4 separate regions of the Homo sapiens genome follow, and regions 1, 2 and 4 are each linked to region 3. Evidence: chromatin loops called from intact Hi-C (ENCODE). Cell type or tissue: endothelial cell of umbilical vein. All regions are shown on one strand.

What was found. Peaks named below come from ENCODE experiments on the same cell type or tissue, not always from the same donor. Only the 100,000 strongest peaks of a DNase experiment are listed, where the experiment ranks them.
Region 1: it touches region 3 in a loop (6-fold over the local background); 9 of 110 quality-filtered maps call a loop at or near these places.
Region 2: a loop joins it to region 3, with 5 times the contacts of the local background. A loop is called at or near these places in 5 of 110 quality-filtered maps.
Region 4: a loop joins it to region 3, with 17 times the contacts of the local background. A loop is called at or near these places in 9 of 110 quality-filtered maps.

Annotation. Positions count from the first base shown.
Region 1 is chr6:49,418,285-49,426,284 of GRCh38, reverse strand. No RefSeq gene overlaps it. Among named protein-coding and RNA genes, the nearest start is that of MMUT, 41 kb to the left of the region's middle. In endothelial cell of umbilical vein, no CTCF peak of the experiment used is centred here; no DNase peak of the experiment used is centred here.
Region 2 is chr6:48,443,026-48,451,025 of GRCh38, reverse strand. No RefSeq gene overlaps it. Among named protein-coding and RNA genes, the nearest start is that of PTCHD4, 340 kb to the right of the region's middle. In endothelial cell of umbilical vein, no CTCF peak of the experiment used is centred here; no DNase peak of the experiment used is centred here.
Region 3 is chr6:48,083,317-48,091,316 of GRCh38, reverse strand. All of the region lies in intron 1 of PTCHD4 (patched domain containing 4), which reads left to right. Among named protein-coding and RNA genes, the nearest start is that of PTCHD4, 24 kb to the left of the region's middle. In endothelial cell of umbilical vein, no CTCF peak of the experiment used is centred here; a DNase peak (open chromatin) is centred at 3,636.
Region 4 is chr6:48,473,221-48,481,220 of GRCh38, reverse strand. No RefSeq gene overlaps it. Among named protein-coding and RNA genes, the nearest start is that of PTCHD4, 370 kb to the right of the region's middle. In endothelial cell of umbilical vein, a CTCF peak has its summit at 4,765 (motif pointing right); a DNase peak (open chromatin) is centred at 4,770.

The DNA.
Region 1 (8,000 bases), 1.3 Mb before region 3:
CCTTGTAAGAAGAGACCAGAGTTTTCCTGGTCAGGTGAAGATACAGTACAAAGGCAGCCATCTTCAAGAGAATCCTTACCAGGAGCTGAACTGGTTAGCATCTCGATCTTCTACTTCCCAGCCTCCAGAACTGCCTGTTCTGGAATAACAGAAATAAATGCCTGTTGTTTAAGCCATGCAGTTGATGGTAATTTGTTAACAAAGACACAAATGTTCATAGCACATAGCAGCATTACTCATAATAACCAAAAGGTAGAAACAACCCAAGTGTCCATGATAAAATGTGGTATATACTTACAATGAATATTATTCAGCCTTAACAAGGAAGAAAATTTGACACATGCTACAATATGCTCATGCGTCCCTGAAGACATTTTGCTAAACGAAATGAGCCAGTTTAAAAAAAAAAAAAAAAAAAAAACAAGTACTGTATGATTCCAATTGTATGAGGTTTCTATAGTTGCCAAATTCACAGAGAAAAAAGTAGAATGGTGGTCCCCTGGAGCTGGGAGGGGAGGGGAAAAGGGGAAGTTATTCTTTAGTGGCTACCGAGTTTCAGTTTTGCAAGAGAAAAAGAGTTCTGGAGATGGATGTCAGTGATGGTTGCAGGTCAATGGGAATGCACTTAAGTCCACAGAACTCTACACTGAAATATGGTTAATATGATTAATTGTATGTTATATAAATATTTTATCAAAATAAAAACAATATATTTAGGACAGTGGTTGGCACATAATACAGGCTTTGTAAATATTAGTTATTATATTGTTATTATTGTATTAGTGTTCCTATTATTATTATTTTATAGAAATAATGAATGTTAAGGTGTGAAACCAAGCAGTAGGCGGAGAACAGATTATTTAGAGGCTTATGCTGTTAAGAAATTTGGATTGTTATCCTGAAGATTATAGAGAGCCATATAAGAGTTTTAACCAGAGAAATAATCTGATTGTTTCAGCACAGCAGATAGAATATGGCTTTTTATGTGGGCAATGACGGAGAAAAGAATTAAAAGGCTGTTATAGTGATATAATAGAGAATTCAAAGTATCTAAGCTTATCTGCTTAGGTGCTGATGAGAGACGTCAGAAATGGAGAGGATATGATTTTATTTTGGAAGATTGGCTTGACAGAAACTAGATTTTATCTTTTTTAAAAAAGTCTCTAGATCCTTAGGTATTGCTGTGTGGAATCTGCTATATCCCCTCACCCATTTTGGTTGTTTTCTGTGGACCTCTTTTGATGTGCAGTGATTTCATGACTGAATACACTGGTATAATGTCAAAATCAGGAAAAGGTAAAATGATGGGAATTTTTTTCTCAGTGATAATTTGTGTCCATACTAGAGCTCTCTGAGCTTTTCCGGCACCAGAAGAGCACCAGAATGATGTGTTTAGGGGGCACTGAAGACATGAAAATTCTCTTCCTGTAACGTAATGAAAATTTAACTATTGTATAAATATTTTAAGTACAGGAAGTGAAGCAGAGCTTTGGAGAGGTGTCCTTTCTGAGCAAAACCTGCGTGGAACTGGAGATTTAAATTAAAGTAACAGAAAACAATAAAAAAATTTGGATGATTACTCCTTCCTTTGATTTTCATCTCACAGAATGGGAATTCATATAATGGGGGGTGGGTGGTGAGGGGAGAAGCTTTTAAAAAGCTCTAGGTCTGTCTATTTGCTAACAAAATTATGCCACATGTCACTGCCACCCTCCATTCTCATCCTTAAACTCCTCTGCACTTCATACTAGTCAAAAACCTATTCTTAAAAATGAATCTAATAAAACCATATATGTTATGGTGAAAATGTCTATTAATGCAAAATATATTTATTCTACCAGAAATATTTTTATTTTAACTGAAGAAAAAACTTGCCAAAGTGATTAATATCTAAATATACTTATTGCTGCTTGGTAGACACTCAGTAAAAATGATAATGAAGATGATGATAATGATAATGACAATGATGACAACTAATGTTATTTCTACCAATAAGTAAATCCTAACTCACTTTCAAAGAACTGTGGGTCGTCTTTTAGGCCATTAGACAAAGTTTGATTGTAGAAGTAGCCTAAAGTTGAGAGATAAAATTGAAAAACCATATATTTGCTGTTAAGATATCCTTGTATATGTTGTGCTTATCATTATGAAAAATGCTCTAAGCATTCAAAAATGTTTTCAAGGAAGAACTATTTTGGTTTTCCTAATTAAACACAATGCTATTGTTTTCTGGTTCTCAGATCCTCGTTTTATTATTTTTTTTCCTACTGTACCTGTAGGTGTCTCCCTAAGTTCAGGATTATTCTATTTTCCTGACACTGTATTTGAAATGATGCCCATCCAAGAAACCCTTAGGTGCTATAAACACTCTGAGAAAAATCATGTCTGTTTAATAATTTACTTAGATGCTCCTAAGGTCACCCTTTGTAATTCTGATCTGTGGTCAATAAAATTAAATGTTGATAATTGTTTATGAACTGTGCTACATGTCATACTAGAATAATATGAGATTAATACTGAATTATATTCTGTGAATCCATCCCTAACTCACACAGACTCCTTTTTAAGTTACTAGTTCTCCATGAACTGTTTCCTCCATTTACATTCAAACCTCTTATTGTTATACTGACCTCTTCTTACTATTTACCATAATTCCCCTGAAGTCCTGAAAAACAGGGAAAGGCAGAATTTAATAACTTCTGGCAGGATTATTCCAATACCCTTTGATTCTGAAACCATAGGCAAAATATTAATTCAGACAAATGCTATGAATTCATGATACCATATACTTTTATTGGTTGACTATCATTTGCCAAATTTTAATATGCTATTACTTTTAGAAAATAAAAACAAAGATTTTCCTGTGATTTTGCAGAGCTACACATGCCCAGTAAATGCTATATGTCTCTTTAGTAAAGAGACATTTTTGCTGTTCAATTCCTTCTGTGAATGGAAAGCTGAGCCCTGAGCTTGCTTAAGGGGGTAGAAAAGTAGAGCCACACTGATGACATTCTCAGGTTTTCTGAACCATCTTGACTTGACTTTAAGCATTCTGTCCTATTGCCTTTATTTTAGTTTTGTCATTCTCATCAGACCATATGGTCATCAGAGCAATATTAGTGGCAATTTTTTGTCAGACAGAATAAGATGGTTATCTAGACATCAAGAATTGAAGGACAGTAGGCAGATGGCCCTCTTTGCCTGTAACATATTCTCATTGGTTTAGGGTACCTATGCCTATAAAAATATTATTTGAAAAAATTGCAAATACACTGAGAAAGCTTAATATTAAGTTGAACATTTAATTTTTTTTTTTTGAGATGGTGTCTTGCTCTGTCAGCTAGGCTGGAGTGCAATGGTATGATCTGAGCTCACTACAACCTCTGCTTCCTGGGTTCAAGCAGTTCTTGTGCCTCAGCTTCCCGAGTAGCTGGAATTTCACGCACACACCACCAGGCCTGGCAAATTTTTGCATTTTTAGTAGAGACAGTGTTTCACCATGTTGGCCAGGCTGGTCTTGAACTCCTGAGCTTAAGTGATCCATCCCTCTCAGCCTCCCAAAGTGCTGGGACTGTAGGCTTAAGCCACTGTGCCGGGCCAGAACATTTAAATTTAATTCTAAAAACATTGACTGCAAGGGCCATTGCTAATTGTGCATGGGTCATACACTGTCCAACTCCAGAGACAGCCATTTACTTTGTCGACATGCACTGTTGTAGTCCTGCATATTTTGTGCTGCAGTTTTTTGTCTTAAAAAAGGGATAATAATAGAGCTCAAATGTTTGTTACAAGAATTAAATGAGACAATGCATGTAACTTTTTGGAACTGTGCACCATGTGGTAAAAACCACAATAAATGTTTGCTATAGTAATTATTATTATACTTTGTAACAGTCTCACATCCAACCTTTGAAAACAAAACTTTGCTTACCACGTGATTCTTTTCCTTGAGGAGAAGATAAAACAGGTTCCTAATTTTCTTCTGTGAGAGAAATAAAACCTTCAAAAACAGACAATATATGGAGCCTAAATAATGACAGGGATTAAATGGACAGAGCATGAAATTCATAAAAGGAGATAAGATTGAAAATATAGGGTATGAATTTTATCATTTATTAACATGTTACTGTGATATCTTTTTTAAAAAACTGAATTAGCTTACTAACTTCAAGTTGCATTTCTTTTTTGCCTAGGATTGGCCAAGGCCTCTGTGATTAGAGAGATAATTCCTAAGTCACAGCATATGGTTGATCTGCTTTGAAATCCTTTAGGATTGCTTATTAAAAGCATAAGTTAGCTCACAATAGGCCCCTTACTTTCAATCCATTTTGTAAAACCCTTACTCAGACCCGGGGTGGTTGTATTAAATACGTTATTGGTCACAAAAGAATCTGATAACTAGACTACTGGCAAACGATTTTATGATTTGGGGGAGTAAAACTTTTCAGACATGCCTTATATGTATCTAGATTGACAGCATCATTAATATAAAGTAGATCATAGAGACGATGTTTGCAATAGGCCAAATAATTGAGATAACCTGTGTTTACTGCCTTTTTTAGGTGAGAAAATTTAATCACTTCCTATTTGGCACAGAAAGCTACTTCTCCCAAAGAACTAAGCTCTTTGACTAAGATTTATTTTGATCATAAAGTGAATAATCCAGGAAAAGAAAGAATTTTTTTGTGCCAAAATTCAAAATGATTTTCTTTTATCCTCCCAAATGTCATACTTTACTATAGAAGGCATTTGGGATAATTCTACACTTCCATTTGCTAAGAATCCAGCTAAGGGTTCTTTAAACATCCAATTGTTAGTCAATCTGTGCATATGAACCATTCTTGAGCAGAGTAAAAACAGTATGTGAAATACCTTTCCTCTATTGTTTTTCTGAAGATGTGACTGCTTGAGATTACCATAATAGACATGATATTAAATAGCAGTTTTACTCGTTTAAAATTTCTGAAACTCTTCAAAGTCACTATTCAGTGGGACAATAAATTGTAGAACAACAACAAAAAATCAACTCATATGATTTCAGAGATGCTGCCCCAAAATAATTTCCTGCATCCTACATTGTGCTGGACATTCTTTAACAGTAGACCACATCTTTAATTTCAGTTAGAACTCAGAGTAAACTAAATAGCTCTGATAGAGATGTTAACAGATCTTCCATATTAGGTCATTTACACACATACATTTTGATCTAGGAGAGATTATATAGGAGGTGATAATGTGAAAAGGGGATTTGTGTGAGTAATGGAATGGGAAAAGGGATAGGGAAGAGGAAATGTTGTTAAGGCACGTTCTTGCAATGGGTTTTCCTAAACAGTAGGAAATTGGCAGCAAAAATATTTTTTAGTTACTTGTGTGCAACGTAGGCTGTCATTCACTCTACTACCCTACTGTTTATCTTCCATGCAAATATGGAAAACTGAGGTCAAATTTAATTCAAGAATCAGGAAATATCAATATATGTGTGATAGTATACTTCCTAGGATAATGTCAGTAGGAACTCTGCACTCCATAGGTAATCAAGAGTGGAAAGAAAGCAGGGTGCTAAGAAATGCTGCATGCATACCTCTTCTTATAGACACATTTCCTCTGTCAGTTTATTTGTATTCAATAATTGGAGTATTTTTAACACAGATGCATGTGAATATTTGTGTGTGTGTGTGTGTGTGTGTGCTTGCGCATGTGCACATGTGTGTGTGTGCAGATGATGTGGAAGTAATCTAATCATGTAATCTATATTGACGGGTATAATGCCTTCCATTTCTAAGATTCTGACTTCAGTTTGAAAACAAATTTCTCTTTCTTTCTGTCGCATTGATCAAGTTTCCTCTGTAGGCTTTTATCATTGTACATCTAGGATTTTGTATCTCAGCTGAATTCTGTGAACATACTGAGTTTTGGAAAGAACATGGACTTGGGCAATAGGCTGACCTGGGTTGTAGCTCTATTTCAGCCCCTTCCCAGCTGTTGGATTCTGGGCAAGTTTTTTTTTTATTTGTCCTGCTTAGCCTCAGGTTTCTTAATACCTTAATACTTTCCTTAAATGCTCTTTGCATGAATGTGTGTCTCAGACAGAGTAAACTGAAGACATGCTCATTTTACTTCCCTTAGGGAGAGAGAAAACAAATGTATGAGTTATCTAATAATACAATGGGCAAAATTTTTTACTCCATTAAGACTGGAAGGAAAACAAAATCTGACCTTCTATTTCACATTGACTACCAAAAATATCAGAGGACACTAGTAAGTAAGGTGTGATATTTATTTAGTCAGTTTTCAAGGTGTGGATTTGTGATATATAGAAATCTACAGCAGCACATTCAAAGTAAGTCCTGCAAATAGATTTAATTTGAGTCACCTTGTCAGTTTAGAAACAATATCATAAATATAAATGACAAACTCCCAAGGAAAGGCAATGGCCATGCCACTTTGCTAGCTTTCACAAAACCTAATTTTCCATGCAGTCTCTGGTGCATTAAAAAAATAAAATGTAACATCAGTGTTGAAAGGTGTTTCCAGATGGCATTTTATTAGCTACTGAGAAGGCTATTTCTATTCTCTATCAACTGCACACATCACAGCAACAATTTTCACTTTTCTATATGATAAGTTCTCATTGTTGCATGAGATGCTAAATAACACTTGGAGGACTGGCCCATAAAATATTTTTTGAAAATGCCATGTTCATGGTATAGTTCATAGGATCACAAATGCAGATTTGCTTTATTTGCTTGAAGGTCAGACAATGTCAGTAATATTCCTTCACCCTTTTAGAAATTATTTCTGCTTTTGACCTCTCTTATAAAAGTTCCACTGAATGTTGTATATCTCAGAATAACTTTAAGTAGGAAAAAGAAATTGTTTGAGAGTTTATTCAACTGAGCACATTCCAAATGTTTAAGACTAGAAGTTCCTTTGTGAAAGCAGGTCAAGTTAATTTTATTAAAAAATAGTGAACATAGGGGCAACTCCTAAGCTCTTACATGACATTATGTAAAGAGAAATCTTTCTTTGTCTATTTTCCATGAAATTCCCTGTCATTTTCCTCTCTACTTTTCTACTTGCATCTTTTTCATAAGGACTTTCTGGAACAAATTCACTCAGCATTCCCTAAAAGTATAGATTAAAAGAAAACCAAACACAAAAGAAGAACCAAACCAGATTTAGGGTTTAATAAATATATTTTAGGCTAAACTCTGGATGGACCTTATATCTTGACGTGTTGATTTCCATGGTTATTAAGAACATGAGAACTGGGTCATAATAAACCCTTGATCTGAATAGGGGAAATAAAGGATTATAGAGGAAAAAAAAATCTAACCAAATGGAAACCAAGGACTCTCCTGACCTGCTCATTATTGTCTGCCAAGGGATTTACCTGAAACCATGGAATGTGGTTGTCCTAACAAATGTTCTTAACAAAAGTACTTGGAGCATTAAAAAGAAGGCACACTGATTGGTTAGTGTTCATGTCAAATGATCTGGGCATCAAAATAGTTCTGTGGTAAGAGTATAAATTTCCATTAGCAATGAATATCCAATACGGAGGGAGAAGAAAGCTGAATAAAAGACTGTGGTATCCTGTAAAGATGAAGTCCTCAGTTAAAAAAAGGAAAGGAAAGGTGTGGAGGAAACAGGATGAATTGGATCAGAGGTAAGACAAGTGACATCTGCACAGACTGTGCTGGCCACTTCACATTTAACTATCGCAATCACCCTAAAAAGAACGTGTCATGGTTCCCAATGAGAAATGGGCCCAGAGTACTAAAATGGCTTTTCAGTCAAGTGGTGGAGACAAGAATTTATACCAGGGATATCACCAAAGTCTGCTCCATTTCCGTAGATGACAGCTTCATTCTCATGCAACTCCCATGCTCTCTCTGAGAAGCATCCATGGCCTCAGCCAGGCTATTTCAGCAGAAGCCGGAGACACTTGCCCCTTCGCCATTTTTGCTACTTCTGCTCAATTTAGATTTTTCTTTTTA
Region 2 (8,000 bases), 360 kb before region 3:
TGTTGGTAATTTATTGCCATTACAATCCTGCTGCTTGTCATTGGTCTGTTCAGGGTTTCTAATTCTTCCTGATTTAAGCTAGGAGGGCTGTACATTGCTAAAAGAAGCTCTAAATTTTGAAACAAATCTTGGAAACACATCAAAACAGAACCTCTTTAAAGCATGAATCTCACAGAAACTATAAAACAAAAATACAATAAAAAAGAAACAAGGTATTCAAGCAAAAACTAGCACAGTGAATGGAATAATACCTCACATCTCAATAATAACATTGAATGTAAATTACCTAAATGCTCCACTTAAAAGATACAGAATTGCAGAATGGATAAGAATTTGCCAATCAAGGATCTGCTGCTTTCAAGAGACTCACCTAACACATAAGAACTCACATAAACTTAAGGTAAAGGGGTAGAAAAAGACATTCCATGCAAATGGACACTAAAAGCAAGCAGGAGTAGCTATTCTTATATTAGACAAAACCATCTTTAAATCAACAGCAGTTTAAAAAGACAAAAAGGGACATTATATGATGATAAAAGGCCTTGTCCAACAGGAAAATATCATAATTCTAAAAATACATGCACCTAACAATGGAGCTCCCAAACTTAAAAAACAATTACTACTAGACCTAAGAAATGACATAGACAGCAACACAGTAACAGTGGGGGAGTTCAATACTCCACTAACAGCACTAGACTGGTCATCAAGACAGAAAGTCAATAATGAAACAACAGATTTAAACTGTATCTTAGAACAAATGGACTTAACAGATATTTACAGAACATTCTACCCAACAACTGCAGAATATACATTTTATTCATCAGTGCAAGGGAATTTCCCAAAGATAGACCATTTGACAGGCCACAAAACAAGTCTCAATAAATTTAAGAAAATTGAAATTATTTCAAGATACTGAGACGACAGTGGAATAAAATTGGAAATCAACTACAAAAGGAATCTTCAAAACAATGCAAATACATGGAAATTAAATTAACTGCTCCTGAATGATTATTAGGTCAACAATGAAATCAAGATGGGAATTTAAAAATTCTTTGAAGTGAATCATAATAGTGACACAACCTATTGAAACCTCTGGGATACAGCAAAAGTGGTGCTAAGAGGAAAATTCCTAGCCTTAAATGCCTACATCAAAAAGTCTGAAAGAGGACAAGTAGACAATCTAAGGTATAGGAACTAAAGAAACAAGAACAAACCAAACCCTAAACCAGTAAGAGAAAAGACAAACCAAGATTAGAGCAGAAATAAGTGAAATTGAAACACAAAAATATGAAAGATAAATGAAACAAAAAGTTGGTTCTTTGAAAAGATAAAGAAAATTGATAGACCATTAGCAAGATTAACCGAGAAAAGAAGAGCGAAGATCTGAATAAGCTCAATGAGAAATAAAATAGGAGATATTACATCCAACACCACAGAAATACAAAAGATAATTCAAGGCTATTATGAACACTTTTACATGCATAAAAAAATTGAAAACATGAAATAGATTGACTATTTACCAATCAGTTTTCACTACTGTAAATAAGACATGTCACCAGTCCTATAAAAGTGTCATGGCTGATAATGGTGATAGAATTATTATTTTTAAAATAATCAAATCAGAATATTACAAAATATATGCATACAGAGTGAAAAAAACATAATTATGACAATTTTCATTCTTATGTATGCTTTTATTTGAAAATAGAAATGATTTATTAGCCATTTTTCATAAGTTTATAAATGAGTTACATCCAAATAGAGCGTGTAGATCCTAAAATAGTAATCTCACGCATTCATCTTTTTATCCACCAGAGGACATAATTGCTGTGTGGCAGGGAAGGATTTCACTTAAGAAAGCAGAGAATGGTTTATGCAAGTCCTCCTTTCTTCTCCACTGCAGATATATTTAAGTTGCAAAGCTCATAGAAATACTTGAAATGTAGTTACTTGTTAATTTTTAGAAGTTACAAATTTCTTAATGATTAGGAGGGACAGACATCAACATGGAGAAAATTTAGCTCACCTTCTATTTTGAGGAGCATTGCAACTTAATGATGTCTTTGTGCCTAAAATATTATTACAAATCTTAATGAAATATATATGAAAAACAAAGAAACTATTGGGGTAGCCATGTACTCTGCTTTTTCAATAATGATAGCCTATGACAGCCAGTATCTCTAAACTTCCAATCTAATACACATCTTCATAACAACTTCTGGTTCTCCAATTTATGACGTATTAATGGAAAAAGAAAGTTCTAAATGTCTTGTGTTGTCTCCCAGATTCTACTGAGGATAAATAATGAGAAACTTCTGATAAACAATTTTACCAATATCTTGGTAAAATTAAAACTAATGGAGTACCCATCCATCACATTTAATAAACATTAGTTAAATTCATGTAGACATGTGTGCTTGATACAGCCTTTTGTTTAATAATATTTTATGTCTAAGTATACATAATTATGAAATTAAAATGGGTATAGTTATATGTAAAATACCAAGAGTATAAGGAATATTTTTTTTTTTTTCTCCGAGACGGAGTCTGGCTCTGTCGCCCAAGCTGGAGTGCAGTGGCGCGATCTCGGCTCACTGCAAGCTCTGCCTCCCGGGTTCACGCCATTCTCCTGCCTCAGCCTCCTGAGTAGCTGGGACTACAGGCGCCTGCCATCACGCCTGGCTAATTTTTAGTATTTTTAGTAGAGACGGGGTTTCACTGTGTTAGCCAGGATGGTCTCAATCTCCTCACCTTGTGATCCGCCTGTCTCGGCCTCCCAAAGTGCCGGGATTACAGGCATGAGCCACCGCACCCGGCCAAGGAATAATTTTTAAGTGCTTTTAATTCTATCACCCAAAGGTGCATCTGTTAAGTATTATATTCTTCTTCTATTCCTCATCTCTTCCCTATTTATCTAGCTGAATGAATACAGTAATAGACAGACACATATAAGAGTCTATGAAATCTGATAATGTGAAGTGAGGATTTGTCTTATAGAAAAGGACACTAGAGTTGTACTTGAATTTTCTGGCTTGAGAACTTCACCAGTTGCCTGGCACATAATATCTAAAAGACTTCCAAAAACTTTCCTCTGGAAGCTTTTTATACTTTTCTATAACAGCCTATGGGAACTAGACAAATGACTGTTTTCTTTCACTTCTTTAAATATTCTGCCCATTTAGGCTATTGATCATGAACTACAGTTAAAGCTGTGGTTTGTTTAATAAATATTTGAGTACCTACCCTGTATTAAGTACTGTTCAAGACTATGGACATACAGTGATGAATAAAATGCACATTGTCTATACTGTTGCAGTCAACATTAGAGTCACATTAAACAATTTGGTAGAAATGAGTGGCATTTTAAGAAATTTCTACAATTAATGGTAAAATCAAACTTGCGTCAAGTTCATAAGTCTTCCCTGAGTTAGTTACATCAAGTGTGACACTAATGAGGCAAAAGTGGCTTTATGTATACGTAGTATATAGGTGGGTGGGAAGGAGGCTAGTAGCATGTGATTTACGTAAGGTAGTGTTATATGCAAACGCATTAAGAGGGGAAATAACACAAAAGAAAAAAATGAGTCATTCTAGGTGGAATGTACCTTACAAAGAATTGGGTAAGATATAAACACGGTTTATCTCATTGGACAATGACACATCATGGGCAATGTTAATAATCTGAGGCTTTAATAAAAATAGAGGATAATTGGAGAGTTTTAGACAGAAGAGTAAAATAATCACTATGTTTTTTTATAAGTACCTAATTGTCATGTAAAGTATATTCTTGGCCGGGCGCGGTGGCTCACGCCTGTAATCTCGGCACTTTGGGAGACCGAGGCAGGCGGATCACGAGGTCAGGAGATCAAGACCATCCTGGCTAACACGGTGAAACCCCGTCTCTACTAAAAATACAAAAAATTGACGCCTGTAATCCCAGCACTTTGGGAGGCCGAGGCGGGGGGATCACGCCTGTATTAAATATACAAAATATTAGCTGGGTATGGCGGCGTGTGCCCGTAGTCCCAGCTACTTGGGAGACAGAGGCGGGAGAACCGCTTTAACCCGGGAAGCGGAGGTTGCCGTGAGCCGAGATTGTGCCACTGCACTCCACTCTGGTGACAGAATGAGACTCCGTCTCAAAAAAAAAAAAAAGGAAAAGAAAAAAGAAAATTAGTCGGGCATGGTGGCACCCGTGCCTGTAGTCCCAGGTACTCGGGAGGCGGAAGTTGCAGTGAGCCGAGATCGCGCCACCACACTCCAGGCTGGGTGACAGAGCGAGACTCCATCTCAAAAAAAAAAAAAAAAAAAAAAAGAATATTCTCGAAGGAGAAAGAATGATATATAACTTCACCTAGTCTAGGAGATGGTGTGATAACCAAGGTAAACAATAATAGGAATTAGGATGACAAAAGAAATTCAAATAAATTAATGAACTCACATGATATTTACACAAAGAAGTTGATGTCTGGGTGATTAATTGAATCTAGAGGCTAAGAGTGAGCAAAGCGTCAAATACAAATTTCATGTACTCTAGGAGCAAGGTATTTGTTGAGCTATTTGCTGAGATAGTAAACACTGGAGAAGAAATAAATTGGGGGAGGGTGGGGAATTGTCATCTAATTCTTAGAAAATTTGGCCAGAAACAGGTGTTAAACAGAAAGAGTAAATGTACCTTTATGAGTCAAGAGAAAACTCTGCAATGTAGATATACATTTGGTAATTTTCCATATATGGTTTGCAACTGAATACATGAGAATAAATAAAATTCCCTCTCAGAGATAGAAAGTAGGCCTTAAGTAGAACGTCAAATGATTCTAACATTTAATTACTAAACTCAGATAAATAATACGTTAAAGAAGAAAATTTGAAGGGTAACAGAGAACTTGGTGTTACTCAAGAAAAGGAAAAATAATGTTTAAGAAGGAAATAAACATTGGAATATAGAAGACTATCTGTTATCTGTATGCCAATGACTTTCTAAGAAGAAATAATCATCACAAAACCAAAGACAGTTTGATTTAATACTTAGTTATCCCAATCAGAGCACAATCTAAACAAATATAAAGTCAGACATTACACATGGGAAAATGAAAGCAAACTCATATTCTCAATATGTAATTGAAAGGAAAATACAAGTTTAGACTTTGAAACGATGACTTAGTTCTTCCAGTTTTCAGAACCTGTACCTAAAGCAATACTGTGAAGTTCAGATAAGCAAATAAAGGCTCCTAACTTTTTGTGGGGCAGAGACAAGACAGGGTTGTTATTTTGGAATTGACCTGCACAACCAGATCTTTTCTGAAGATGAGATGTAAATGCATGCAAGTTGCCCATGAACCATATATTAGCAAACAAGGGAAAAGTGTGAGGTCATTTATGGTTTCCTAGAAAAGCGAAGGGATGTCAACAACAAGAAGCGCAAATGAAATTCAGGACTCAAGGAAGGTTCCCAACTGACTACCAGTGTATTCACTCAAGTCAAGAGAACTACAAGAGAGAGGAGCTTAGTCTTAAGGTATCTAGCAGACTACAGCAAGCATAGAGCTTGTGTTCATTGACACCATTTCAAGTGGGGAATATTTCTTTTTTCCCTCTCCTCTGTCTTCAAGTCCTAGTGCCAGAGGCTTAAGACCAGATAGTTACTTGGAAGGAGAATGAAAAGACACCACTCCCCCTGTGCTCAATGTGCGATTACAAGAAGTGGACTCGAAGGAATGGAGAATAATTAGTGGCAAATCAAGTCCAGAATTTTGGTTACTATATTAGAGGAGGCATTTAAATTTTGAATAGGGGCTGGGCTTGAAAATTGAAAAGACTGCCTATTAGTTCAGATTGAGCAAACTGTCATCACTCTGATGATATTTTATCCAGTGGCTACAGAAAAATGTTTCCTACTGAATAAAATGTAAGAGAATGACAGAAAAAAATGACATTTTGTTGGTGACAAAATTTGTATGTATTCAACATAGCACATAAATACATTATATAAAAGTTATAAGGAAAGGAACTAAAGTGTTAAATAATTTATCTTTCAGTATGGTATTGTTGGTGATTTTTATTTTTACTTCATACTTTATTTTCCAAATTATATCTAGGGAGTGTTTTCTTTATATTTTATAACTTAAAATGGAAATTTTAAAAAGTCTACCTAAGTTAATGTTATTTCTGTAAATCATGATTTGGGAGATCATCATATTTATGATGAGATTATTTTATAGCTCTTTAAAAGGCATTAGTACTTCTATTAAAATGTGGATGAATTAAGGGAAATAATGAGAAATTCATAATGAATCAGTTTTGCTATTTTTATAGTTTTGATAAATAAAAAAAGAAAACTAAACATATGGTTCATTTCCTTAGAATTAATCTTCAGGTAGATAGATTTTAGTTCACCATATAAGTATATAATGTTTAATATTTTATGTTATATGCATATAAGTATATAATGTTTAATGTTTAATATTTTGTTATATTTCCAATATATTATTTCCAATTTAAAATGAGACATTAAAAATTGATGAAGTTTTAAAAAGTAATAAAGATTTCTAATGCTAATTATTTTGTTCTATCCACTTTCTCCATCACTGATACTCTTTTCTCCAAAAAGCCAATCACCACAAGATGTTTAAATTCCATTTATTTTCCAGTGTAATTTTTCAGTTAAAAAAAGAAATACAGCTGCCTCAGTTGGACTATCAACTGATGAGTGTCACTGACATCTACAGAAAGTGTTGTCTCCTTCATTCTCTTGCTGATGAATTATGTTAGTTCCCCAAAACAAGCAAAAATAATAATTTCCTATTATTTACAGAACCAATGCATCTTGAAATTATGGTATCTTAAGTCTTATCTCATGAGCTAATTTATTTCTTTTTGGTCATGTATTCTCACTCTAACTGTATTGATGTCATAGCACATTTCTTTTCTTTGCATAGTGTTTGAATGAAATAACTTTTTTCTGTAGCTGAGTAACATTTTGAACAAGAAGCAGCCTACTTCTTATGGTACTAAATAAATGAATTAACGAACAAATTAAATGTCCAACTGCTTAATTAACTGCTATGTTTTGGTCATTGTATTAAAGTAAACAGGCATTAGAGACCACCATTATAATAATGAATGCTTTGGTACCATGATTATTTAGTAAGATACACTTTTAAACAACAATATAACATTTGTAAATATGTATGCACCCAACACTGGAGCACACAAATATATAAAGCAAATGTTGTTAGATCTAAAGAGAGAAATAGATGGAAATACAATCATAATAAAGTTCTTTAAAACTCAACTTTCAACACTGAGCAGAGCATCTAAACAGAGAATAAATAGAAACCTCAGACTTAAACTATATCATAGACCAAATGAACTTAACAGATATTTACAAAACCTTCCATCCAGCCACTGCAGAATACACATTCACCTCAGCTACACATGCAACATTCTTCAGGATCAATCATATGTCAGGCCTCAAAAGAAGTTTTAACAATTGTAAGAAAATAAAGATCATACCAAATATCTTTGCAATCCAGAATGGTATAAACATAGAAATCAACAAGAAAAATTTTAGAAACATTACAAATACATGGAAATTTAAAAACCCATTTCTAAATAACCAATGAGTCAATGAAAAAAATAAAACGAAAATTTAAAAATTCCTTGAGACAAATGAGAATGGAAACCCATCATACCAAGACATATGGGACAAAGCAAAAGATGTTCTAAAATGAAATTTTATAGTACTAAATGCCTATGTCAAAAAAGAAAACAATATTTCTAATAAACAACCTAACCATGCACCACAAGGAACTAGAAAACCAAGAACAAACTAAACCCAAAATTGATAGATGGAAGGAAATAATAAAGCTCATAGCAAAGATAAATAATATAGACTTAAAGAAATTCAAAGATCAACAAAATGAAGAGTTGTATTTTTGATAATAAAATTGACATACCTTTAGCCAGACTAGGGAAAAAAATACAAATAAATGAAATTA
Region 3 (8,000 bases):
TTCATTTTTATTCATTTTTATTATTTTATTATTATTTTTTATTATTATTACCTTTACTAGCCACTCAACAATGACAATAATTATGCTTTTTGTTTTAGGTTAAGAAGAGTAAAAGCCATAAAAAATTTAAAAGGTTAAAATGAGTGCCTAATGCATACTAACATATAATGATTTTTGTTAATCTGTATGTTTCCTCACATCAGTAATCCTAAATGATGATAATTTTGCCAAGGTTTACCTTGCTATTGGTGACCATCAACCCAGAAGTAGATGTAAGTTATCAGAAATTGCTTACTGTGAAATTTTCAAATAAAATTTTCAAATAAAATTTAATAGAAAAAGCGATTTCAGGTTCACACTTGTTTGTAAGTGTGAAACTGAAAACTTTGCCACAAATTAAAGTTGTAAAAAAATGGACTCTATTTAAATAATGTGGGAGCATGCTCTTTTAAAGGATGACTGAACGTGCTATTGTGACTTTACATCTGTCATGAATGAAGCAATCAAATCAAGACTGAAGTGAAACTGTTGATGAATATTACATGTGTCTTCTTTTAATGATTTGAACATTTATGGAGCCCAGCTGCCTACCAATGCGCATTCTACATTATGATGTATTGTCTGCATTATTGAATGGCCAGCCCCATGCACGGTGATTTCAGGGGATTCAGAAGCCCTTTATACCCTGGTTTTCTCGTGAAACAGTTATTTTACCCCTTCTGAGATTTTTTTTTCCAGCCTAGTGTAGAAAAAATCATAGGCTTTGGAATTAGGCAGGTCTCAGTTAAAATCCTGGCACAGATATTGACAGAATAACCTCTATGATTCTGCTGCAAAATGGCACCAAAAATATCTGCTTGACAGTGTTGTTGTGAGCATTAGAAACAATATAAGTTAACTATCCATTACTTAAGTAAAATGTTCGGCAGATAGCAGCTATTTACTATGGAGGGGCAATGTTTTCATAGGCTTCCCTGAGAATGACGTTCCCTCCAGACAAATCCAATGATCATGTAAAAATGACAAATGTTAATCTAAAAATATTGACACAATATATAGTAGATATGCAGTGACTATAATAATTGCATGCATTTCTGAATGCATATTTACTTAATATTTTTCATAATTAATTTTGGAATTTCTAACACTAAATGCATCACCTACTCTGAACTTTAAACAGACAATAATAAATTTGTATAACACTGTAGATTCTGAATTAACTGTATCAGATATTATGTTAAGAACTAATATATATTGCATAGTCTACATCTAGTGATAAGGACTGAAACTGGAGAAATAGTTCTGAGAAACTATATAGAACAGTGATGAACATTTAAAAATAAAATCAAATTGAGTCTTCAACTAAAAGAGACTTCTGAATCAAAGAAGGCAGATGGAAAATACGAAAGAAAGAAAAGAATAGAATTTTTAAAAGAGGCAAAGTAATTACAGGTAGTGCAGAATGTGGACAAATGGCAAGCCCTAATCATTAAGGTAGGCATAAGATGAGACACACATGGGACATAAAATTGTGATTCACAACTTTGGGAATAAGAATTTCAAATGCAATTGATAAATACATTGAATGCTTTCACAATGAATAGGTTTTGCTCAACTGGCTTTGTGAGATATCAAATACTATTTAAAGAGCTGATTAAGTGGATTGACGTTTAAGAACAAAAAACTACAAAATCATATACAAGATTGCAATTCAATAACGGGTCAATAAAGGTTAAAATTAAAACAATAATCTATACATTAGTTTTCAAAAGATTCATTGTTGGTCTCTAATCGTACATATCTGAATATGGTTATTAGTTGTCTTTACAATGACTATATGACTAAATGCATTAACATGTGTTAAGATTTTATTATCTATCACTAAAATCTGTTAAAACAAAAATTTCTGTGTGGTTATCGCTATTGTGATTCTTCTTTATCCCACAGAGACAGAATAACAGGATTTCAACCTATTCCACTACTTAATTTGTGATCATAATTTCCCAGAGTCTCAGAGTTCAATATTATGGAAAGTATTAAATAAAGAATACTTAGATTATTCCTAAAACCATGTCTGCTTTAGAATACAGACATGGTAAATTCTTCTGCTATCACTACTATTTAATTGCTATTAGTCTTTTGGAAATTTCTGCCCTTGCTGCTACTGATCTCACTCCATTATGGCACTGGTGTACCTCTGTCTTCAACATAGGAAAGCTTGCATCATAGTAATGATTACCCCCATTCCTATTTATTTATTTATTTGTTTTGAGATGGAGCTTCACTCTTGCTGCCTAGGCTGGAGTGCAATGGTGTGATTTTTGGCTCAATGCAACCTCCGCCTCCTGGGTTCAAGCGATTCTCTTGCCCCAGTCTCCTGAGTAACCTGCATTACAGGCGCCCGCCACCACACTCAGCTAATTTTTTGTATTTTTAGGAGAGACAGGGTTTTACCAGGTTGGCCAGGCTGGTCTCGAACTCCTGACCTCAGGTAATCCACCCGCCTCGGCCTCCCAGAGCGCTGGGATTACAGGAGTGAGCTACTGCACCTGGCCATCCCCCATTCCTTTAAACTAGAGATTTGGGCAAAGCTTATGTGACAGGAGAAAAGAGAGCTAATTCTGACTGTGTGAAACATGTAAATTTTCACTGCACTAAAACCACAGCGTTTTAGTTCATCGAATGCTTAATGGTATTCCTACAAGATTTGTCAGACTTAGCTGGATTTTTGCTGATTTTCATATCACAGCTTTTAAGAGATAAGTCACCTTCAATAACTTTCACATTTACACAATCATCCAAATTTAGGAGCATTCATTTTATGCACAGCTTTTGTTTGCTCTATTCCATAGTCGTCTTTAACACTATCAGTTGACAGTCATTAAACGGAGCCCAAAAGGTCAATTGCTTTTTATGAAGAAAGGAAATATTGTAAACTACAAATCACTTACCCATTTAAGAACTTAGGATTTTCATTAGATTTCCTTAAACCAAATCAACCTATTTGTTGAGCATCTAAATTATGTTAAGAGAGAAAAATTAATCAGTTCTGATTTAGGGGACCCACCCTTCCAAACGGGGCACACTAAAAGGCTGTCAAATGAGACCTCTAAAAAACACAAAGAATATTGCTTTGTGTTTTATCAGATCAACAAAACACTACATGCTACCTTATAAAACTTATGGGAAATGGCAAGGAATCTATGATCCTGAGTTCCCTTATTGATGGTCTTGTAACCTAGCATGCCCACTTAAAATTTTATTTTGATTTTTGAAATAAAATTATGGCTACAGTCTTACTTTACTGCAGCCAATTGGGTTATATATTTTTAAATAACATTAATATTCTTACTGATAAGTTAGTTGTTTTTATGTCAACATGTTCTGTATACTACATGATTTAACTAAAATCTAACTGCTTAAGGACCACCATATAATTGTTCCATTAAGACTAAATATACATAGATAAAATGACTGACCCTTGTCTTACTGGCCTAACTCAAAACTGAGAGCTGAAGGAAAGGAGAGTTCACACAACAGTAGGTTAATTCTTTTAGATAGGTATGACTTTTTCCATTTGCTTTGTCAGCTTCCTATTTAAAATAAATATGCAGGCTTTGAAGAACGATAATTCTGAATTTGAATCCAGGCTCTGCCATCTAGTGGTTATGAGACCTTAAGAAAGTTATTTATCCTCTTAGAGCTTCAATTAGTTTACCTAGAACCCTGTAACAATGATTACTGCCCACCTAGGACTATTTTGAAGATTAAATAAGACAATGTATGCAAGGGTCCTGTCTCTTAGTAAGGGCCCCATGAATGTAAATTAGTATAATTAACATCATTAATATTAACAGCATCATTATTACATTATAATTCCTTATTAGTAACTTATATTAGTAGACAATTTTGTTTATGAAATTTGTTATTTTATTGCTTAAAAGCATAAAGATATTAGTTATAGTCATAGAGGAAAAAACAACTACTAAATATAAGACTCAGAGTGTTGGAGCTGCTGAAAATACTGGATAGACTGAAGATACTGGATAGATCAGAAGAAACTGGACAGACCAGAGGAGAAAAAAACTGAAAGATGGTCACAAAGAGTTAACATTAAATCCATTTCACATTTTTCTGGGCTGAGGCTAGACCTGTCCTGAAACAAATGCCATGTCACATTACTGCACAGACAAAGACATAGGCATAGAAAAGAGGGGAGGATTGGTGGGTAGGTGATAGGAGTGGAATTGGCAGCAGTCTCTGTGTCTACCATGTCAGTGTTTTAAGTGCTAGGCTTCTCTAACTCTGCTGAAAGCCTACTTTGGAACAAACAGTTCCTTTATATTTAATATATAATTTTGAAAAAAATAGTAACTAAAGGCATTATTAACGTGAAAAGATTCTTATTCACCCATTTAGAAAAGAACAAGAATAACAAAAGTGGTAGGACAGATATTAACATTTGTGGGGTGATTAAAAAATACATAGCAACCATAGAGCCTCAAGGTGGAATTGTTTCATTTCTTTCTACATATTGGATGTTTTCCTTGATACACATACTCACTTTATAACTTTATAAGTCTGAGTCTTTTTCCCCCATGAAAATAAGAAAAGCTAAGGGGAAAAATGCAAACGCCACTTTTTATTTACATCATTCTACTGTCTCCTACTCATAGACACAAAATGTTTAGTTCATTTGTAAGCAGACTTGCTCTGAAAAATAAGTGAGTATATCTTCTCCTTTTTGCCTCCACAATCCCTGTTCTGCCCTGCTATTTTTCATTGATATATATTAGGGAAAAAAAAACAGAAATTGGTAATATTTCCTTGTATTTGAATTTTTTTGATTTTTTTTTTTGATGGATACTAGACTTTTATTAAAGAATATTCTTCTAGTGCAGGAGTCTGCCACCTACAGCCCAAAGGCCAGATTCAGACTGCTGCCTGTTTATTTATAAATAATGAACTAAGAATGGGGTCTTCTTCTTTAAATTGTCAAGGTAAGAATATAAGAAAAGAATAATAATTTTGTGCAAGTGAAAACTGTATGAAATGCAAGTGTTAGTGTCCATAATTAAACTTTTATTAGGACATAACGCTGCTCATTTGTTTACACATTGTCAGTGGCTGCTTTCACACCACTACATCAGAGTCGAGTATGTGACACAGACCATATTTTGCACTCTTATTGCTTTGCACTGCTCTTTGGTCCACTGTAAATCATAGTGACACAATTATAATTCTACAACATTTCGGATGCTGTGAATATTGCTGTACCACTTTTTTTTTTAATTATTGTTACAGGTCATGTCAAAACCAAAAAATATTAGACTCTGAACGTTGCAGTCTTATAGTACAATGGAGTGTGGATTCTTTCATTGTCAAATTAGATGAAAAAAAGTTTGTTTTTTAAGCAATGACACGATAGCTCAGCTAAAAGAATAAAATATTGCCATTACCAGACTAAGCACGCATCACATCCCTAACTCATAGATAAACAGCAATCTGAAAAAAATAGAAAATTGTAAATGGAATATCTTATCATGACAGAATTTCTTCAAAAAATGAAATACAAAAATGAGGCTGCAACTAAATTTCTCAGCAGCTCACTTATCAGCCAAGCAAGGAAATCCTTTTGCTGATGTTGTAGTATAAAATCATGAGTGATTGCAGCAACTAAAGAAATGCAGCTAGAGAAAGTAATTAGGACTGTCAACTTTCTGGCAAGAATAGTTTCTCAAAGAATTGAAAACACTGTGAGTATATCAATAGTCAGCTAAAAATGAAAAAGGCAAATGATCTTGAGAGGCTTTTCTTGGTTCTTGATGATCAACTCATGTTATCAATTCTAGTCAGTTGTTCCTTATTAGAGAAGTCAATGGCAAGTTTGAAGTGACTGGAAAATTAACCTCTATCAATATGCTTATATGTGAGAATGTTCTAAAAAAAGCCAAGAAAACACTAATTAAGCATGACCTGAAGTGGAATCTGCTAAGATGTGTTATAACTGATAGTGATAAAAATAAGTATGAAGCAGAAAATAACTTAATTTTTATAAATTTACAAAGCTTGTAAAAATGTAAGGTATTTAAACCCCTTGCTATGCATGTATTATTCATCAGCAGGTACTTTGCAGAAAATATTTGAATCCATTGTGTGCTATTGAACCATACCATCAACAGTAAATTTCCTTCACTCTTGCAGACTTAACTATCGGGTGACTGTGAGCTCAGGGCCCAGACTAATTTTTTTTTTTTTTAATGAGAAGTACTCTTGCTGGTTGGGTGGCTCACACCTGTAATCCCAGCACTTTGGGAGGCCGAGGCAGGGGGATAGCCTGAGCTCAGGAGTTTGTGACCAGCCTGGGCAACATGGTGAAACACCGTCTCTACTAAGATACAAAAAATCAGTCAGGTGTGGTGGCGTGCACCTGTAGTCTCAGCTACTCAGGAGGCTGAGACAGAAGAACAGCTTGAACCTGGGAGGTGGAGGTTGCAGTGAGCTGAGATCGTGCCACTGCATTCCGGCCTGAGTGACACTGGGAGACCAAGCGAGACTCTGTCTCAAAAAAAAAAAAAAAAGAAAGAAAGAAAAAAAGAAAAGTACTCTCAATCACTGTTATAAAACACTGAGCGGTTTTGAAATTAGATATTCCTGTAGAATTAAAAGTGTTTCTTAAAGAACATTAAGAAAAGCCAAATAGTGCTTATATGTGAAATGTATATTTCAGTAGTCATTTCCACAAAAACTGATATTGAGTCACAAATAATGTCAAATGTTCTATATGCATTGTGCTGCCAAACATTAGAACAATTAACTAGATGTACACTCTTCCACAAATTAGTAGTGAGCTAAACTACTCACTACTAAAATTTTCTGACCTAAAAATACAGTTACAGCAGCATTTTTGTGACTATGATGAAAGTGCAAAGGAATTTTCATATTTCAAAATCCATTTAACTGCAACTGTGGAGTTTCCATCTAACATTCAATTGGAAGTGATTAATCTGAAATGTAATCACATGTTAAAAGTCAAATATCAAGAGAAGTATCCAGTAGAATACAGAGATTCCTTTTATTTAAGATATAAACAAATCCAATTAAATCATATGCTTTGTAGATTGCTAACAGTAGTTGGCAATAGCTGTGTGAAAGAAATTTCATAGATGAAACACACAAAATTTCATTCCAGATCAACATTAAGAGATTAATATTTGCAATTAATTTTGATGGTTGAGAACGCTAAATTCGAACCCCATATAGGAGGTTTTTTTTTTAATCACTGCTATAGCAAATTACCACAGACTTAGTGGCTTACAACTCCCATTTATTATCTCACAGATATTTAGCTCAAAAGTCTGAGTATAATGTGGCTTAACTGAGTCCTCTGCTTAGAAATCTCTTGAGACGAAAATCAAGGTATTAACATAGCTGTGTTTCTTTCTGGAGACGCTGGGGACAATTCTACTTCTAAATTCATTCAGATTTTAAACAAATTTGATTTCTTGTGGTTGTATAACTGAGGCCCCCATTTCTTTGCTGACTGTCAGCCAGGGGCTAATCTTAGCTCTTAGATACTCCAGACACATTCTTTTTCATGCTTTCCATGTGGCCCTTCCACCTCTGGCAGGTTAAGTGCCTCTCATGCTTCTAATCTCTCTAACTTATTTTGCTGCATCTCTCTGACTCCAGCTTCAGAAAGTTCTCTGTCTCAAAGTGCCCACCTGAATAATTCTGGTAAATCTTCCATTTTAACCCCCATAATCCTAATTATATCTGCAATGTCCCTTTTGTTATAGAACATAGTCAAAGGCTACAAGGATTAGGATGTAGACATATATCTAGGGCCATTATTCTGCCTACCATATCCAACTAAGCAAATGTGATTACCCAAAAAGAATTCCATTCTTCTTCTTAGTAGAACTATGTTACAAAAATTATACTCTATTATTACTATTGTATTTTGTTAATTAAATTATACTCTACTATTACTATCTGTT
Region 4 (8,000 bases), 390 kb before region 3:
TCCCCAATATTTTCTTGTCTGAGGTCTTAGATGTAAGTCTTTTATCCATTTTTCTTTCATAATTTGAGGCCTCAGATGTAAGTCTTTCATCCATTTTTGATTTTCTTTTTATATGTGGCAAAACATAGGGATCTAGTTTCATTCTTCTGTATATGAATATCCAGTTTTCCCAGCATCGTTTATTGAAGGGATTGTCCTATTCCCAATGTATGCTCTTGGAACCATTGTAGAAAATAAACTTACTGTTTAGGTGCATGGACTTTTTAAAAAATTTTTTGTGGGTACATACTAGGTGCATATATTTATGAAGTACTTGAGATATTCTGATAGAGGCATGCAATGTGAAATTAGCACATCATTGAGAATAGGGTATCTATCTCCTCAAGCATTTATCCTTTGAGTGAAAAACTGTCCCATTACATTTTTCTTTTTTTTTTTTTTTGAGATGGGGTTTCACTCTGTCACCCAGGCTGGAGTACAGTGGCTCAACCATGGCTCACTGCAGCCTCGACCTCCTGAGCTTAGGTGATTCTCACACCTCAACCTCCTGATTAGATGAGACTACAGGTATGTGCCAACATTCCCAGCTAATTGTTTTTGTATTTGGAGTAGAGAGAGGGTTTTACCAGGTTGCCCAGGCTGGTCTCAAACCCCTGGGCTCAAGTGATGCATCTGCCTCAGTCTCCCACAGTGCTGGGATTACAGGTGTAAGCCACCTTGCCTGACCCAATTATACTCTTAAGATTATTTTAAAATGTACAATTAAGTTATTATTGACTATTGTCACCTGTTCCATTGGTCTGTGTGTCTGTGTTTATGCCAGTAGCATGCTGATTTGGTTAGTATACCTCTGTAGTATAATTCAAAGTCAGGTAATGTAATGCCTCCAGTCTTGTTCTTTTTGCTCAGCATAGCTTTGGCTATTCTGGAGCTTTTCTAGTTTCATCTAAATTTTAGAATTTTTCTTTCTATTTCTGTAAAGAATGTCATTGGTATTTTGACATGAATTACAATGAATCTGTAGGTTGCTTTGGGTACTATGGACATTTTAACAATATTGATTCTTCCAGTCTATGAACACAGAATATAATGCCAATATTTTTGTGTCCTCTTTAATTTCTTTTATCAGTGTTTTATATTTTCATTGTAGAGAACTTCCACTACTTTGGTTTGTTAATTTTTAGGTACATAATTTTATTTGTAGCTATTGTAAATGGGATTATTTTCTTGATCTTTTTCAGATTTTTGCTTTTGGCATATAGAAATGCTACTGATTATTGTATGTTGATTTTGTATCCTGTGACATTTCTGAATTTATCAGTTCTAATAGTTTTTTGATGGAGTCTTTAGGTTTTTCCAAACATAAGATCATATAATTTGTAAACAAGGATAATTTGACTTCTTTTCCAATTTGAATTCACTTTATTTATTTCTCTTTCTGATTTCTTTAGTTAGGACTTCGAGTACTATGTTAAAAAACAATGTTGAAAGTGGTCATCCTTGTTGTGTTCCACATTTTAAGGGAAAGACTTTCAGTTTTTTCCCCATTCAGTGTGATACTAACTGTGGGTCTGTCATATATGGCTTTTATTCTGTTAAGGTATGTTCCTTGTATACCAAGTATTTTGAGGGGTTTTATCATGAAAAAAATGTTGAATTTCATCAAATGCTTTCACAGCATTAATTGAAATGATCATATGATTTTTGTCTTTCATTCTGTTGATAAAATGTATCACATGGATTAATTTACTTATGCTGAACCATCATCCTTGGGGTAAATCCCACTTGGTCATGAATAATGATCTTTTTAATGCATTGTTGAATTCAGTTTGCTGATATTTGATTGAGGATTTTTGCATCGATGTTCATCAGAGATAATTGGCCTGTAGTTTTCTTTTTTCTTTTTCTTTCTTTCTTTTTTTTTTTTAATGTATCTTTGCTTTTGGTAACAGAATCATACTGGCCCCATACGATGAGTTTGGAAGTTTTTCCTTTGTCTCTATTTCTTGGATTAGTTTTAATAGGATTGGTAGTAGTTCTTTACATGTTTGGTAAAATGTATTAGTGAAGCCATCAGGTGCTGTGCTATTCTTTGCTGGGAGACATTTGATTATGGCTTGGATCTTGTTACTTGTTATAAGGTTTTGATTTGTTTCATGGATCTGTTTGTAGGTTGTATGTGTCTAGGAATTTATTCATTTCTTCTGGATTGCCTAATTTATTGGTATATAGTTGCTCATAGTAGTCTACAATGATTCTTTGAATTTCTGCAGTATTGGTTGTAATGTCTTCTTTTTCATCTCTGATATTATTTATTTGGGTATTCTCTCTTTTTCTTAGTTAATCTGGCTAAAGTTTTGTCAATTTTGTTTATCTTTTCAAAAGAACTTTTTTTGCTTATTGATCTTTTGTATTGTTTTCTTCAGTTCAATTTCATTTATTTCTTTTCTCATTTTTATTATTTTTTTCTACTAATTTTGGGTTTGGTTTGCTCTTGTTTTTCTAATTTTTTTAAGATGCATCATTAAGCTGTTTATTTGAAGTTTATATTCTTCTTTGATGTAGGCACTTACAGCTATAAACTTCCCTCTTTGTACTACTTTTGCTGTATCCCATGGATTTTGGTAGGTTGTGTTTTCATTACCATTTGTTTAATGAAAACTTTCAATTTTCTTCTTACTTTCTTCATTGACCCCACTGGTCATTCAGGAGCATTTTGTTTTATTTCCATTTGTTTGTGTGGTTTCCAAAATTCCTTTTGTCTAACTCTCTCTTTAGCTCTAATAACTTTTGCTTTTTATATCTGGGAGCTCCAGTGGTAGGTGCAAATATATTTATAATTGTTAAATCGTCTTGCTGATTTGACCCCTTTATCATTACATAATGGCCTTCTTTGTCTCTTTTTGTTGTTTTTGTCTGAAATCTATTTTGTCTTATACAAGTATAGCTACTGCTCTTTTTTTGGTTTCCATTGGCATGAAGTATCTTGTCCTTCCCCTTTATATTCAGGCTATCTGGGTCTTCATAAGGGAAGTATGTTTCTTGTAGGCAACAGATTGTTTGGTATAATTTTTAATTCATTCAGTCAATGTACATTTTCATTAGAGAATTTAGTCAATTTATATTCAATGTTATTATTGATAAGAAAGGACTTACTCCTACCATTCTATTATTTGTTTCCTAGATACTTGTAGTCGTCTTTTTTTCTTTTCCTTCTTCCTGTCTTCCTTCTAGTGAAGATGATTTTCTCTGGTAGTATGTTTCAATTTCTTGCTTTTTTTTTTTTGTATCCATTGTATGTTTTTAGATTAGAGGTTACTAGGAGGTTTGCAAATACTATCTGATAACCCATTATTTTAAACTGATGGCAACTTAACACTGATTACATAACCAAACAAATAAAACAACAGACAAGCAAGAGAAAACTAATAAAACTCTACACTTCAACTTCGTCTCCCTATTTTTTAATTCTTTGCTCTTTCTGTTTATATCTTGCTGTAGTTCCTTTCTTGAAAAGTTCTTGTAGCTATTATTTTTGATCAATTCTTTATTTCATCTTTGTACTTAAGATATGAGTTTACGCACCACAATTACAGTATTATATTCTGTGATATTCTGTGCACATACTATTACCAGTGAGTTTGGTACCTTCAGACGATTTCTTATTGTTCACTTACATTCTTTTCTTTCTGATTAAAATATTGCCTTCAGCATTCCTTATGGGACAGGTCTGGTGTTGATAAAAACCCTCAGCTTTCCTTTGTCTGAGAAAGTCTTCATTTCTTCTTCATGGTTGAAGGATATTTTCACCAGATGTACTATTTTAGGGTAAAAATTTTATTCCTTCAGCACTTTAAATGTGACATGCCACTCTCCACTGGCCGGTAAGGTGTCTCCTGTCAGATGTAATGGAGCTCCATTGCATGCTATTTGTTTCTTTTCTCTTGCTGCTTTTAGGCTTCTTTTTTTCCCCTTGAACTTTGGGAGTTTAAATATTAAATAGCTTGAGGTAGGCTTCTGTGGGTTAAATCGTCTTGGTGTTCTATAACCTGCTTGTTCTTGGATATTGATATCTTTCTCTAGGTCTGGGAAGTTGTCTGCTATTATTCATTTGAATAGACTTTCTCTGCCATCTTAATCTCTACCTCCTCTTTAAGGCCATTAACTCTTTTGAGGCTAGATAATAACTTTTTTAGGGCTATTTTCTAGATCTGGTAGGCACACTTTGTTCTTTTTTATTCTTTTTTCTTTTGCCTCCCTTGAGTATTTTCAAATTGCCTGTCTTCAAGCTCACTAATTCTTTTTCTGCTTGATTACTGCTGCTATTAAGAGATCCTGATGCATTCTTAATTATGTCAATTGCATTTTTCAACTCCATAATTTTTTCTGGATTCTTGTAAAATATTTCCCTGTCTTTGTTAAATTTTTTTGATGGAGTTGTTCATTCCTTCTCTGTGGTATCTTGAATTTCTTTGAGTTTTCTAAAGCAGCCGTTTTGCATTCTCTAACAGGTCACCTAGCTCTGTCTTTCCAGGATTTGTTCCCAGTGACTTATTTAGTTCATGTGGTAAGGTCATGTTTTCCTGCATGTTCATGATGTTTGTGTATGTTTGTCAGTGTCTAGTCATTTAAAAGTTAGGTATTTATTGTACTTCTCATAGACTGGGCTTGTCTTTACCCATTCTTGTTGGGATAGTTTTTCAGGTATTCAAAGGCACTTGGGTGTTGAGAGCTAAGGTTTTAGTCACTGCAGCTATATCTGCATTAGGGGGCACTCCAACCCCAGTAACACTGGAGTTCCTGCAGCATCACAGAGGTATGGCCTTTATGGTCTTTGTTAAGTTCCAGAAGAATTATCTGGATTACCAGGTAGAGACACTTGTTGTCTTCCCTTACTTTCTCCCCAAAAAATGAAATCTCTCTTTCTTTCTCTGTGCTGAGCTGTCTGGGGCTGGGAGAGGGGTGACAGAACCACCCCTGTGTCCACCACTACTGGGACTGCACTAGGTCTGACCTAAAGCTTGCACAGCACTGGGTCTTGCCCAAGGCACAGTGTAACCACTACCTAGATACCACCTATCTTCATTGAAGGCTCTAGGACTCTACAATCATAAAGTGGCAGTGCCAGCCTGGCTTGTGTCTTTTCTTTTAGGGCAGTGAGCTCCCCCACACCCAGGTGGGTCCAGAGATCCTGTCTAGGAGCTAGGGCCTAGGGTGAGAAACCTTAGATATTTACCTGGTTCTTTATTCGCCTGCAGCTATGCTGGCACCAAAACCACAAGATGCACTTCTTCCCACTCTTCTCTCCCTTTTCTCCAAGCAGAGGAGTCTCTCTCCATATTCATACCACCACAGGCCCCTGGTGAGTACAGCCAGGCTACCACTGATGTTCACTTAAGCCCCAAGGGCTCGTCAGTTAGTTTTTGGTGAATGCTGCCACACCTAGGACTCACTCATCAGGGCAATGGACTCCCCTACAGTTCAGGGTAAGCACAGAAATGCCATTCAAGAACCAAGGCCTAGAATCAGTGTCCCCAAGTAACTTCTCGGTGCTCTTCTCCACTTTGGCCAAGCTGGTACCTAAGCTGCAAGACAAAGTCCCCTTTAATTTCCTTCACCTTTTTACAAGAAAAAGGAGTCTCTTCCCATAGCCACCACAGCTGTGAATGTGCTAGGTCACACCTGAATCCAGCACATCTCAGAATTTCATCCAAGGCACATGGCATGTACTACCTAGTCACTGCTGCTAATTATTCAGAGCCCAAGGGCTCCTTAGTCATCAGGTGGGGAATCCTGCTGGGACTTGGTCCTTCCCTTCAGGGCAGTAGGTTCCCTTCTGGACAAGGTGTGTCTAGATATATTTTCCAGACCCTAGAGACTGGAATAAAGGCCTCATGACTCTGCCCTGTACCCTATCCTTCTGCTGTTGAGTTGGTATCCAAGTTTCAAAGCAGAGTCATTTTACTGTTTCCTCTCCTGCCTCAAGTGGAAAGAAGGGGTCTGCTTTGGAGTTGTGAATTGTGCTTCCTGAGATTGGGGAAAAATGATGCAAGTACTCCTTTAGCCACCCCAGCTGGTGTCTCACTAAGTTGGCGGCCCCTCAAGTCCACTGGTTCTGTGCCCAGAACAGCACTAGGACTTGCCTAGGAGTTATAATCCTTGCTGCTTAGACTGCCTTTCAAGTTTATGTAGCACCCCAGAGCACTTTAGCCCACAGTAGCAAGACTTGACAACACTCAGGTTCTGCCTGACTGCTAGGATGGGCAATTGCCCTCTGGCTGGGATTAGTCTAAATAGTCCCTGCACACATGTTGTCTGAGTTCTCCTCAGTTTTGGCAGCACTGAGTTCCAGTGTAAAGTCCCACAGTTACTGCATTCTTCCTCCCCGGAGTGTACAGATTCTTTCTCTGTGCCACCTGGCCACTGTCAGGTGCAGGGGAGCTGGGTGAGGGAGGAGTGGTGTTGGAAGTTCAAGGCTCTTTCCTACTCCCTTTAGTGCCTCTTTCAGTGATATGAAGTTAAAATCAGGCACTGTTATCGCTTACCTGATATGTGATTCTTATGAATGTATTTTTTGTGTAGATATAAATGTGGTGTTTCTATAGGGAGGACAATTAATGGAGGCTTCTATTGGATCATCTTCCTCTACCTCCTCCTCTCCTTCCCACTTTGCATGTCCAAAAGAGAGGCAGCAAAAATTTACTTAAGTGAGCCTAGGTGGAAACCCCCAGAAGTTTTTCTTTTTCTGATGTTCCCTGAGATTGTCCTATTTGTCACATGGTAATTCTCTCTCTCTCTCTCTTTCTACTTCTCTCTCTCTCTCTCTCTCTCTCTCTGTGTGCATGCCTTATTTTAATGAAACACTTTCCAGATGTATCACAGCTATTCTCAATCACTTTGTTGTAGTTTACGAAGTTTCGCCTGGGGTAATATTTCAATATTTGGAAAAAAGTGATTCATTTATTGTAACAAATGACTTAATAAACAATCTGCTGCTTTTCCTGTGTTGCCAAATTTGAACATATTCATGAAGGACTAGGAAGTAGACTCCCTAACACATTTGAACATAAACCTCAAGACATGTAAAAGCATCAAAAAACATAATTTTAGGACAAATTAGATTTGCTTTCTGAATCTTACTTTCCAGCTATTAGACAAAATGAAAGATAAGATCTATTTAGGAAAAACCTGACAATATATAGGAAAAACAAAGCATAAAAATGTGTTAAAAACAACTCGATGAATGAAGATCGGTCTTTTTAACCAATCAGAGATGTTCCAAATGGTTAATATGTTAAGCAAATAAACTCTCAAATAAATTTACCTGTGACATGTAACTATTTGGGAGAGACACAGATAAATTTAGAGCAGCATTCTAGTATTTTATTTCCCTCCATTGTAGGATGAATGGACAACAGGAATGAATACAAAGCAGGCTCTCTCTGTCCAGCATTTAGCAGAAAAAATTCTCTATCCTTAGCTCAATCGCACCCTGGAAAACTCTCATGTTGTGAAGAGGAAAGGCAGTTTCCACTGTCACTCACTTTTTATTTATAAACCAAGGTCCTTATGAATCTGGAAATTTTCCCACTGTAACTTCAAGAGTAAGATATACATATTTTTTAATGTTACATTTAAAAAGAGTCTCCCATCACAACTGGACTCTCAGAATACATATGAATTTCGGAATACAATACTAGTTTTCCATCACAATTGGACTCTCAGAATACGTATGAAATATGAAATAATATGAAAAATCAAAATATGCACATGTATTCACACATACTCAAAGTGCTTAAATGTTTTAATCTTGAAACATAGCAGAATTTTAAATCTTGAAGAAATTTTAAATACTTTCTTAACTTTAAAGATTCTCCCACAAAGTAACACAATCATGTCCTTTGCAAGCAACATGGAGGTAGCTGGAAGCTATTATGCTAAGCAAACTAATGCAGGAAGAGAAAACCAGAAACCACATGTTCTCACTTATAATCAGGAGC